2 separate regions of the Mus musculus genome follow, and region 2 is linked to region 1. Evidence: chromatin loops called from intact Hi-C (ENCODE). Cell type or tissue: left cerebral cortex. All regions are shown on one strand. Links, peaks and the distances in the headings refer to the core of each region. The heading gives the core; the rest is flanking DNA.

Evidence for each region. Peaks named below come from ENCODE experiments on the same cell type or tissue, not always from the same donor. Only the 100,000 strongest peaks of a DNase experiment are listed, where the experiment ranks them.
Region 2: it touches region 1 in a loop (3-fold over the local background); 27 of 42 quality-filtered maps call a loop at or near these places.

The regions. Positions count from the first base shown.
Region 1 is chr17:24,750,161-24,755,537 of GRCm38, forward strand. Hs3st6 (heparan sulfate (glucosamine) 3-O-sulfotransferase 6) reads left to right here and starts at 2,828. Exons shown (of 2, transcript NM_001012402.2): 1 at 2,828-3,338. The coding sequence starts at 2,926. In left cerebral cortex, for the core only: no CTCF peak of the experiment used is centred there; no DNase peak of the experiment used is centred there; H3K4me3 peaks cover 1,052 bases.
Region 2 is chr17:24,820,293-24,825,669 of GRCm38, forward strand. Meiob (meiosis specific with OB domains) reads left to right here. Exons shown (of 14, transcript NM_029197.1): 6 at 3,240-3,435. Among named protein-coding and RNA genes, the nearest start is that of Meiob, 19 kb to the left of the region's middle. In left cerebral cortex, for the core only: no CTCF peak of the experiment used is centred there; no DNase peak of the experiment used is centred there.

The DNA of each region.
Region 1 (5,377 bases), core at 77-5,076:
CCCAGTTCTGACCTCTTTGCGGGTTCCATGGATCCCTGATCCTTCATTCCTGACTCCTCTGTGCAGCACCCCATTGGTGACTGGATGCCTGGGAGTCAAAGAACCCCAGCTTCAGCCTCCCTCACCTTAGACTGTGTTTTCCCATCCCCTAAGTAGTGTCTCAGGGCTTCCCTAAAGCCCAGCGCTCCATGAAGGTGGTGGTTCAGGGTAAATGGAGTCTATCAGCACTCAGAGGGTGTACCTTGGACCCACAGAAATTTCCCACAGGTGAGACACAAAAGGAACGGAGCCTTGACATGCCACACTGTGGAAGCCCCCGGAAATAGTGGTGCTCAGAGAGAAGTCAGAGGCAAACTGATAGACTCTGGATGAGTCTGTGATAGACCAGTGAGCACAGAGAAACAGAAAACACACTGGCGACTTGTTATCATGCATGCTGAAAGAGAGAAAACAGGGGATGACTGCTAATGGGTCTAGGATTCTTTTGGAGGGTGATAAAAATATTTTAAAATTGATAGGTGTGGGTGTGGGACCAGTGGTTAGAGCACTGGGTGCTTTCCCAGAGGACTCAAGTTCAATTCCTAGCACTCACATGGAATCTCATAACTGTCTGTAACTCCAGTCCCAGAGGACCAGACACTCTCTTCTGACATACTCATACACTAGGCACATGTGGTATGCACACATAAGTGGCAGGCAAAAAATCCAGTCCTACACGTAAATAACAAAATAAAATCTAAAATAAACATTTAAGTCGATGATAGCCATATTTGCACAACATGATGAACGTTCTGGAAGTCAATGATGTCTAGTTTTGAATAGTATGTGAGCTGAACCTCAAGAAAGCTATCACCCCAAAGACTTGATGGTGGCCGTAGCCTGTGGCCATGGGCCAGAGGAAGGGACTTTAATAGGCCCTTCTCCTCTCCTATCTCCTTGCAAGATGAGCTTGCATTCCCATTCCAATCTCTCTGGCTGTTGTGTTCTGCTGAGCAGCCATTACCACTCCCTCTTCTGCCTGAATTTGGTTAACTTCTTATCTGGCCATCACCTCCAGAATGCCTTTTCTACCCTCTCCTCTCTAATCAGTATGTATTGAGTAGTCTCTGCATGCCAGCACCATGTTAGGAGTTTTGGAGAGCTTGGGAATGGGTGCCATCAGGGGGATCTCCAGATTTGTACCCCTTCCCGCCAAGAGAGCCAGAGGGAAGATGGAGAAAGAGAGTCAGCTTCCAAACTCTCAGCTGCTCCGGGCCAGTGTCTCCTGGAGAGTCTTCTGCCCTGTGGAAAGGCATCCTGCAGAGGAAATCACCAGCAGGAGGTAGGAACTTAGCCAGCACTGAGGAGATGGGGGGATTACCAGGGACTAAGTCTCAAGTGGTGACAACTCAGACTGTGAAGGTGTAATCGGGCAGTATGGGACCTCCCTGGGAGTGCTCAGAGGAGAACCAGCTTGTCTTCAACAAATCCCATTTACAGCTAGATCCGAAGAAGAACTTCCTAGGTCCCTACATGTACTAACATGCTTCCCAGACAGTGCTGGACTAAAAACCCGCCCACAGGGCTGCTGGCACCAGCTTGCCCTGACAAGCAAATGTAGCTCTGGTGTCTGGGACTAGTTTTGGGTGGTGCATGTCCCCCTTGTACCTAGCTGCCCTCAGGGTGGGAACTAAATGTCTGTGGGTCATTGGAGTTTTCTGTCCCTCAGAGGCAGCCTGCAGTGTGAGACTTGTTCAGATGCCATGAGACCCACGGACTGCTGATTAATAAACAGAGCCGAGGGCAGAGGCTGAGTAAGGGTACTGGGGCAGGGACTAGACTGGGCAGCCAGGAAAGTCGGACAGAGGCAGAAAGAAGAGGCGCCGTTACCTTTTCCCTGGTCAGGGCAACTTATTCGGCATCCTGGATGGAGTCTTTCCTCCTCTGCATTCCTAGTAAGCAGCTTTGTAGACTCGGTGAGCCAGGAACAGGACATGGAGGCGCGGGGGTGGGGTGGGGGTGGGTGGGTGGGGTGGGGGTGGGTGGGTGGGTGAGAAGTTTCTGCAGTGTCTGGTAGGTTTCACACATGTGAGGGCCCCGGGAATCTCACTATGCTCAGAGGAAGCTCCACAGACAGAACCCAGATGCCTCCCCTGCCTCCTAGTACAGGCCTTTTCACTCCTGGGGGGCGAGGGGGCGTGTCACCGCTTTGCAATTTCCCGAAGGGATCACTGACATCTTGGGGAGGCCAGCTCTATTTGATACAAGGACTTTAAAATGGTGGCCCGACTATCGGACAAGCTCTCTCCACAGGGCAGGGCTCCCACCCTAATGAATGGCTAGGTGGACTGTTGGCAAGTAATGCAACAAGCATTCCTGTCACAGGCTCAAAGATGCATGGGGACCCTTTCCGCGCCGGATGTATGCCTGGCTCCATCCTTCCTGCACAGGCGATTCCTGGACACGGTGTCCTCCGGTGATGAGGCCCTGGCTCCGGGAAACAGGGGCTGAGGCCGCACACCTGTCGCCCTGGTCCAAAGGGGCAGAGATAGACTTTTAAAGGACAGAACGGGGATTCCCACTCGCCCAGTCTTGTGTCCCTCCGCGCCACGCATTCCCGTAGTGTAAGAGCGAAGACTTTGGAGCCAAGCGAACCGGAGACCAGCTCAGGAGGAGTGTTGGGGTAGCTGGGATAGCTCCTGGTCGCTCTGGAAGTTAGCTGGAGTCGCTAGTCCCAGGCGAGGGCTGGGGAGGGGCGTCTCGGCCCCGCCCCGCCCCGCCCCGCCCCGCCCCGCCCCGCCCCGCCCCTCTCCGGCTCCAGGGTTGCGAGGCTGCGGAGCTCAACCCAGAAGCCGGGCGCCCTGGGGTTGAGCGGGCGACGCACTATAGCCGGGATGCGCACCTGTCTGCGGTTCCCGCTCCCGAGCCTGAGCGCGAAGCGACCCCATGGCAGGTAGCGGTGGCCTGGGCGGCGGGGCCGGTGACCTCCAGGGTGCGGGGACGGGCCAGGGGACTGCACTGCGTGCTCTCCGTGCTCCGCTGGCGCTCGTAGTTCTGTTGCTAAGCGCCTACTGCCTCTTCGCCCTCCCCGGCCGCTGTCCACCTGCCGCCCGCGCCCCTGCTCCGGTTCCTGCACCCGCCGAGCCGCCCCACACCTCCCTCCGTCTGAGAGCACCCGGCCTGCCGGTGGCCAGCGGCCCGGGGCGCCGGCGCTTTCCTCAGGCGCTCATTGTGGGTGTGAAGAAAGGCGGCACGCGCGCATTGCTGGAGTTCCTGCGGTTGCACCCCGACGTCCGTGCACTTGGCTCTGAACCCCACTTCTTCGACAGGTGCTATGATCGCGGCCTCGCCTGGTACCGGTGAGCGTCCCTGCTGGTCCGCGCCTCGTCGGTGTGTGCCTTGGACTGTGCTTTCTTAGAACCCAGGATGAGTAGGGTAGAATCCTGGGCACTGGGTCTAAAACAAGCCTGTTAGGGAAATAGCCTTGATTTCCTGGGCACAGCGACCCTCGAAGGAGAGGCCATCTATAGCCAAGGGTCGCAGGAATTAGAAAATCTCAGAGAAAACTCTGTTCTCCTGTTGGGTGGCCAAGGGACTCAGCGAGGCATGATCCTATCTTGAAAGTAGTTTCAAGCGAGTGAGATAACTGGGCAGGTAGACTTTCCTTTTTAGAGGGTCAGGGAATTGAACCTGAAGCCTCAAATGTACTAAACGAGTATTCTACCACTAAGCTACTAATATATATCCATATATTATTATGGTTTATATCAATATAATCCCGGTGGAGCTACTTGGCAGCCTTAGAGATACTTGGAGCTCAGTCACTTTATCATCCCTTCGTGTCTGTCCATTCCCTGCTATAACTCTGGGTAAGTACTGGTAATTATCTGACCACTAGTCAAGTATATTTTGGAAGGGCCTCCAGGTTTCCAGAAGTGTTCTAGAAAGTGCCTTTCCACCCCTAAGAATCTCTCCCTCACCCTGCATCAGGGAGCCCTCTATAGCTGCTGGAGTCTGAAGAAAGTTAGGTCTGGGCTTTGAGGAGGGAGACTCTGCTCTTTGGTTTAGCCCAAGGGTGGGGACTGGAATACACCCTTCTGTAGCTGTCCTTTCTACATACAGGAGGACTTGGGATGCAGCAGTGGAATGTGGGGAGCACTACCCCAGGTACAGCAGTATGTCCTGGTGGATGGTCAGATTCTGGTTCCTCCCTTCTGGTGTGACTACCCACAGGCTCCGCCCACCGCCTCCTGCAGGCATCGAGGGCCCCCTGCTCCTTCATGTAGGGAAATGGGGCTATATTGGCTTGCCTCTTCTGCAAGCCCGAGCTGAGCCATGATAACCTGGAGAGTCAGTGCGGGTGGCACACTGACTGTTTCCCGGGTTCTTCTGTACTCCCGTTTGCTAACTCTGCCTTTTGCACTAAGACCGGTCTTAACGGGTTTGGGAGAGAACAAGCTCGAGACCTCTAAGGGTCAGTACTACCCGAGGAGAGGTTCTCGGGAACACTGATGTTCTCAGCATGGGAGGAGGGAGCGTTCAGGACACAGCACAGCTTCAGGATCCATGTGGAAGTGTGCAGAGGATGCTGGGGAAGGGAGGGACCCGAGGCCCCACCCTACTCAGGGTTATCCTCTGTGGTTTGCTGCTCTGGATTTGCTCAGAAGTGTGGAGTAAGCTAAGTGGCCTGTCTGGGATTCGGGACTGTATAGCCTAGTGTCTTCTTCACTTGGCTATAGCTCTCTGGTGGCAGCTTCTCAGGTAATGTCCCTTCAACCCATCACATGCATGCACTGAGCCTCTGAAAGTTACCACCTGATACCATGGTGGTATCTCCAGTCACAGGACCTGGGCTGAGGGAGGGAGGTGGGAGAGGAGCAGCCACTGGGGAGGTACTGCTCATCTTGGGCTGTGATCTGCCTCATTCAGGCAGTGACCCGTGTATCTGCTGGACTCAGCAGAGGGGCCCTGGGTTGCTTTTTGCACAACTATTATCTTCTCTGCTTCTCCATTACATTATTTCTTTGGCTTTGTTGCTGCTACTTTTGGGACAGGGTCTCTTGTAGCACATGTTAGCCTCAGATTCTCAGTGTGGCCATGGATGGTTAAACTTCTCATCCCCTTAGCTACACCTCATCAGTGCAGGGGATTACAGATATCTTCATTATAGGTACCACTATGTCTGTCTGTCTGTCTGTCTGTCTGTCTCTCTTTGTGTGTGTGTGTGTGTGTGGAGAGAGAGAGAGAGAGAGAGAGAGAGAGAGAGAGAGAGAGAGAGAGAGAGAGAGAGAATGAATATGCTGACAAGAACATGTAGGTCAGAGGCTAACTCTTAGGAATCTCCTCTCTTCCCCCTGTGAGATCTGGAGATTGAATGCAGTCAACAGATTTGCACAGC
Region 2 (5,377 bases), core at 257-5,256, 70 kb after region 1:
AAGTACACTGTAGCTGTCTCCAGACATACCAGAAAAGGGTGTAAGATCTCATTACAGATGGATTTGAGCCACCATGTGGTTGTTGGGATTTGAACTCAGGGCCTCTGGAAGAGAGGTCAGTGCTCTTACCCGATGAGCAATCTCACTAGCCCAGAATATTTATCTTTAAGATAATGACATAATTTATAATTTTTATAATCACAAAAAGCTAATTTTCTCTTGGTATCTGTGTAGGGTTAAATAAAAAAGTCTTCCAGGCTACCAAAATCCATGGGTGCTCAAATTCCTTACATACAACTTAAGCACAACTTCCTCTATATTTGAAATCATTGTTACCTATAACACCTAATGTCATATGAGTGCCATGTGAGTAGTTATGCTGTATTTGTATTAGTTATAGTGGTTTTTTTTTTAAATTTGATACATGATTGTTTGGGTTTGTGGATGCAGAATCTTCAGATATGGAGTCTGAATGCTTAGGTTTGTAAAAACAAGACTCTAGTTAGAATAAAACTAAACAATTAGAAGGGCTGGAAAGATGGCTCAACAATTAAGAGCACTTGCTGCCCTTGCAGAAGACCTGCATCCAGTTCTAGCATTCCTATTAGGCAGATAGGTCCAGGGACGCTAACACCCTCTTCTGGCCTTTCTGCACACCACAAAAACAAATGGCATAGACTTCCATAGATGAAAACAAATACACACAAAAATAAATATTTAAAAAATATCTAAACAAAGATAAACACTGGCAGTACATAATATTGTATCCGGCTTTTAATCCTCTCACATGCCCTTTGTCTTAGGTCAGGTTCCCTGGAGGGAGAACTTGATAGAAAAATTCTTTCCGAGTGGCCTATTGAGGGAGGGCTCTTAGGAGAACCCTGCAAGGATGGGGTTGGGGATCGGCTGTTGCTGGAGCTCAGGAGGAAGCAAGCTCTGGAGTGTGCTCTTCTTGGAGCATGGCCTTATGCAGAGGGTCAGAGCTTTTGTATCCTAAATTATCCATTGCCTGTAGTTCATTTCTTATCAGGATGGGGTAGGGAATGAGAGAGGAAGCCTTACTTCCAAGGTGATTCTGTCCAGGGGCAATTCTGTGCCAGCTAACTCCATGCTGGTCTATAAATGGCTCTTGTCTCTTTGCAGCCACTGAGAATTTTCCTTTTTATGAACACCTGGACTCACTCTGCCCTAAGATCCGTTCTACTTTCCAGTCCCTCTGCACAGAACATTCTCCTATCTACCTGAATGTTTGATTCTTCAGGTTGAATGTTAACTCATTTAACCTTTCCAGTCACTCAGCAGGACTTTCTCCCTACTCTTAGTGTTGGAATCCAGATCACATTCTGAGATGACTTGAATTTTTTATGATTCCTGCTCACATATATGAGCTTATGAGATTAAGTGTATTTTGTATCATGTTCTACCCATGCCTAGATCAGAGACAGTCACATAATTGATTTTTAGTAAATATGTATGGGAGGTGGGAGGGACATGTTTGGTAGACCCAACAAATGTGAAACCTCTTGGCATTTTCCAGAATATCTTGAATAATTAACTTTTAGGTTGAGCAACAGCAAACTGCTGACATTTAACAAATATTCACCTAAAATAGCAATTTCATAGCCTAATAACCTGGCATAGCTGGACTCCAGAGCAGTGAGGAAAGGGAGGAGCAGAGACACTTCTTAGTGATGTTCACTTCTCAGGGAGAAGTAAGGAACAGGAAGTCTTTTAGCTGGAAAATAATATCCTGCTTAGGAAGACCAAGTTGACTGTAATGTGAAGGATGAGTCCCCGAGGAGATGAGTCAGGGGACCAGGGCCAGGACTGGAGGCATGATATCGTGAATAACTAAGGCAAAGAGCTCTGTGAAGGAGGCTTTGTGAGAGGTTTGGGTACCAGGAAAGGGGAACATCACTGGAGTCTTCCACACTCTAAAACTCTGAATCTGCTTCATGTATTAGCAATACAAAGTAAGCAAACAGAGTTCTTGACTTCAGGCACATAGATAAAGCAATCAGCATCATAGAAGAAATAACAATGGTCAGAAACCTGGTGATAATAATGCCAAGGTCAAGGTCTTCATATGGGGCTACACAGATGGCTCAGTGGTTAAGGGAACTGGTTTCAGAAGACCTGAGTTCAGTTCCCAGATCCTGCATTGGGGCTCACAGCCATGCACTTCCAGTTCACAGAGTCTGATACTCTTTTCTGAATTCTACTGGTAGAAGGCACACATGAGGTACACAGATAGGCAGGCCAAAAAAAATATACACACAGAATAAAATAAATAAATTTAAAAAAAGAAACAATGGGGCCTCTGTTTTTTATAATCTGAAGTTTTAGAGTATTTTCATGCCCTGTTTAACAGAAAAGAAGACTACAGCTTCAGGTCTTGGGCAAGAACCTACAACTAGTATGATTAGAACTCACAGAAAAAAGTTCTCAATATATGTTCTTAATTAAAAGAACATTATTTCAATGAAGAAATATTTAAAGACTGATATAAAATTCATTATGGAGAAAAACATTTTATACCATTATTTGATGTTTTAAGAGTAAAAAATATAGGGGCTGGAAAGATGGCTCAGCTCTTCCTGAGGTCCCAGGTCCAATTCCCAGCTCACAGGCATTTGTAACTCTAGCTCCAAGGGATCTGATGCTATTTTTGGGACTCTACAGGTACTACATTCATATTGTACACAGGCATAGATTTAGGCAAAACCTTCATACACAGAAAATAAATATTGTACAAAAATTTAATATTAAAAATATAACTTTCTGGGCTAGAGAGATGGCTCAGCAGTTAAGAGCACTGACTGCTCTTCCAGAGGTCCCGAGTTCAATTCCAAGCATCCACATGGTGGCTCAAACCATCTGTAACGCCCTCTTCTGATGTGTCTGAAGAGAGCAGCAATGTACTCATATACACTAAATAAATAAATAAATACATCTTTAAAAAAATATATATATATTTCTTAATACAGTCTAAATTACAGAAAAAGTAATTGAATATGATTTTGTTTTGGTTTTTTAAATGGTCTAGTATTATAACTCAGGGTAGTCTGAAATTCCTTACCTATACATTGGTGACCTTGAATATGTGTCAGAACTTCATATGACTGCCAAATGCTGGGATGATAAGAGTGGGCCACCACACGTAGCTATATAATTGAATGTGAACCAAAGTATTTTTTATTAATAATAATATGCTGACTTGTTGTGTTTTCCTCATTTAGCAACTATAAACTATTGCTCAGTGAGAATCACTCAATGGTAAAAGTTTGCTCCCCTTATGAAGTGGATACCAAGTTACTTTCTTTGATACACTTGCCTGTTAAAGAATCTCGAGATTATTATTCATTGGCTGACATTGTTGCAAATGGACACAGTCTTGATGGGAGGATTATTAATGTGCTTGCAGCTGTGAGATCGGTAAGTAAGGAAATCAGTAAATCAAAACCGTAGCAAAGCTCCCTACAATTTGGCATGGCTCTCTCAGTTACCTGACTTGTGTTAGAATGCCATAAACACCAGCTGGGGCATTATCCCTCTTTATCTTGGTAGTAAGTTGAATTAAGAAAATAACACTTCTCAAGCAGGACAGTGGTGGTGCATGCCTGTGATCCCAGCACTCAGCACTCAGGAAGCAGAGGCAGGTGGATTTCTGTAGAGGCAGGCGGATTTCTGTGAGTTTCTGTGAGTTCCAGGACAGCCAGGACTGCACAGAGAAACCCTGTCTCGAAAAACAAAAAAAAAAAACAAAAAAAAAAAAAGAAAGAAAGAAAGAAAGAAAGAAAGAAAGAAAGAAAGAAAGAAAGAAAGAAAGAAAGAAAAGAAAAAACAAAATAACACTTCTCACTAAAAGGAAATTAGCATTTTATCTGTGGATCACTAACACAATAAAATCATTCCTGATTGCTAATTGCAACAGGCACTATTGTACTTAAAAATGTTCCATTATCTATATAAAAGCTGGGTTAAACAAAGACATAAATAGAAAGGATAAGCTGATTAGCGTGAACAGCCATAATATTCTTTAAATAAGTCAAGGAATAACTTTTGTATCTGTGTTCTCAGAGGGACTCTGAGAACAGAGAGGAGGAGGGTGGGAGAAGTATGGCCTGCAGTGGGAGCTGCTGTGGCACATGCTGTACAAAGCAGGGGCAGCACGGTATGTCACCACCTCTGTTCCATCAGCAATCGCTTCAGTAACTGACTGGCTCTGAGTTTAGCAGTTTAACAGACATAGGCACTGCAAAAAATTTAAAGGGGACCTCAAAAGTATACCTTAGAGGGCTGGAAGTGTGGCTCCATGCATCTCCACTCCCCATCCCCCCCAAATATACCTTCACAAAATATAACACATGCAGAAAATGGTTGTTTAGGATAGAGGATCCGATTCTCTATATGACAATCTTGAAATACAGGTGAAATCACTTCCTTGGCCATTTCAGCAAATCTTTAGTAGGTTCCTCTAAGCCCGTTAGTGATCTATCATTTGTGTGTTAAACTTTACAACAGCTCCCCTCACCCCAACCCCCAGTAGGGCACCTCTTCTGTGTGTCATATCACTTCTTCTCATGCCTTTTATCTCCTTTTGACTTCTCAACCCCAAAGACAGTCTTTTACTTCCCTTGTTATGTCTGAGACCCCCTTTCTTATTAATCAAGTTATTTATTTACATCCTGATTGAAGCTTCTCCTCTCTCATTTCCTCCCCGTCTCTGTCTCTCATTCTCCTCCCCTTCCCTTCTCCTCAGAAAGGGGAGGCTTCTCATGGATAGTGCTCACCCTTGGCTTATCAAGTTGCAGTAAGACCAGGCGCATCTTCTTCAACTGAGGCTAGACAAGGCAGCCCAGTTAGGGGAAAGGGATCCAAAGGCAGTGTATGTAGTCAGAGATAGCCCTACTCCTGCTTTACAAATCCTACATGAAGACCCAGCTGTACCACTGTTACATAAAAGCAGAGAGCCTAGGTCCATCCCTTGCATGCTCTCTGTTTGGCAATTTGGTCTCTATGAGCCTCTATGAGCCCAGGTTAGTTGATTCTGTGGTTTTTCTTGTGGTGTCCTTGATCACTCTGACTCCTTCAATCCTTCCTCCCTCTCTTCCACATCATCTGATGTTCGGCTATGGTTATCTACATCAGTTTCAATCAGGTACTTGGAGACGTCTCTCTGATGACAGTCATGCTAAGCTCCTGTCTGATAGTATTGCAGAATATCTTTAGTAGTGTCAGGGGTAGGCTCCCTCTCATGGCATGGGTCTCAAGCTGGGCACTTATTGTTTGGCCTTGGCCCTTCTCTCAAATTCTGTTCTATCATTTACCCCTGCACATCTTGTAGGCAGGACAAATTGTGGTTTTGTGGTTGGGT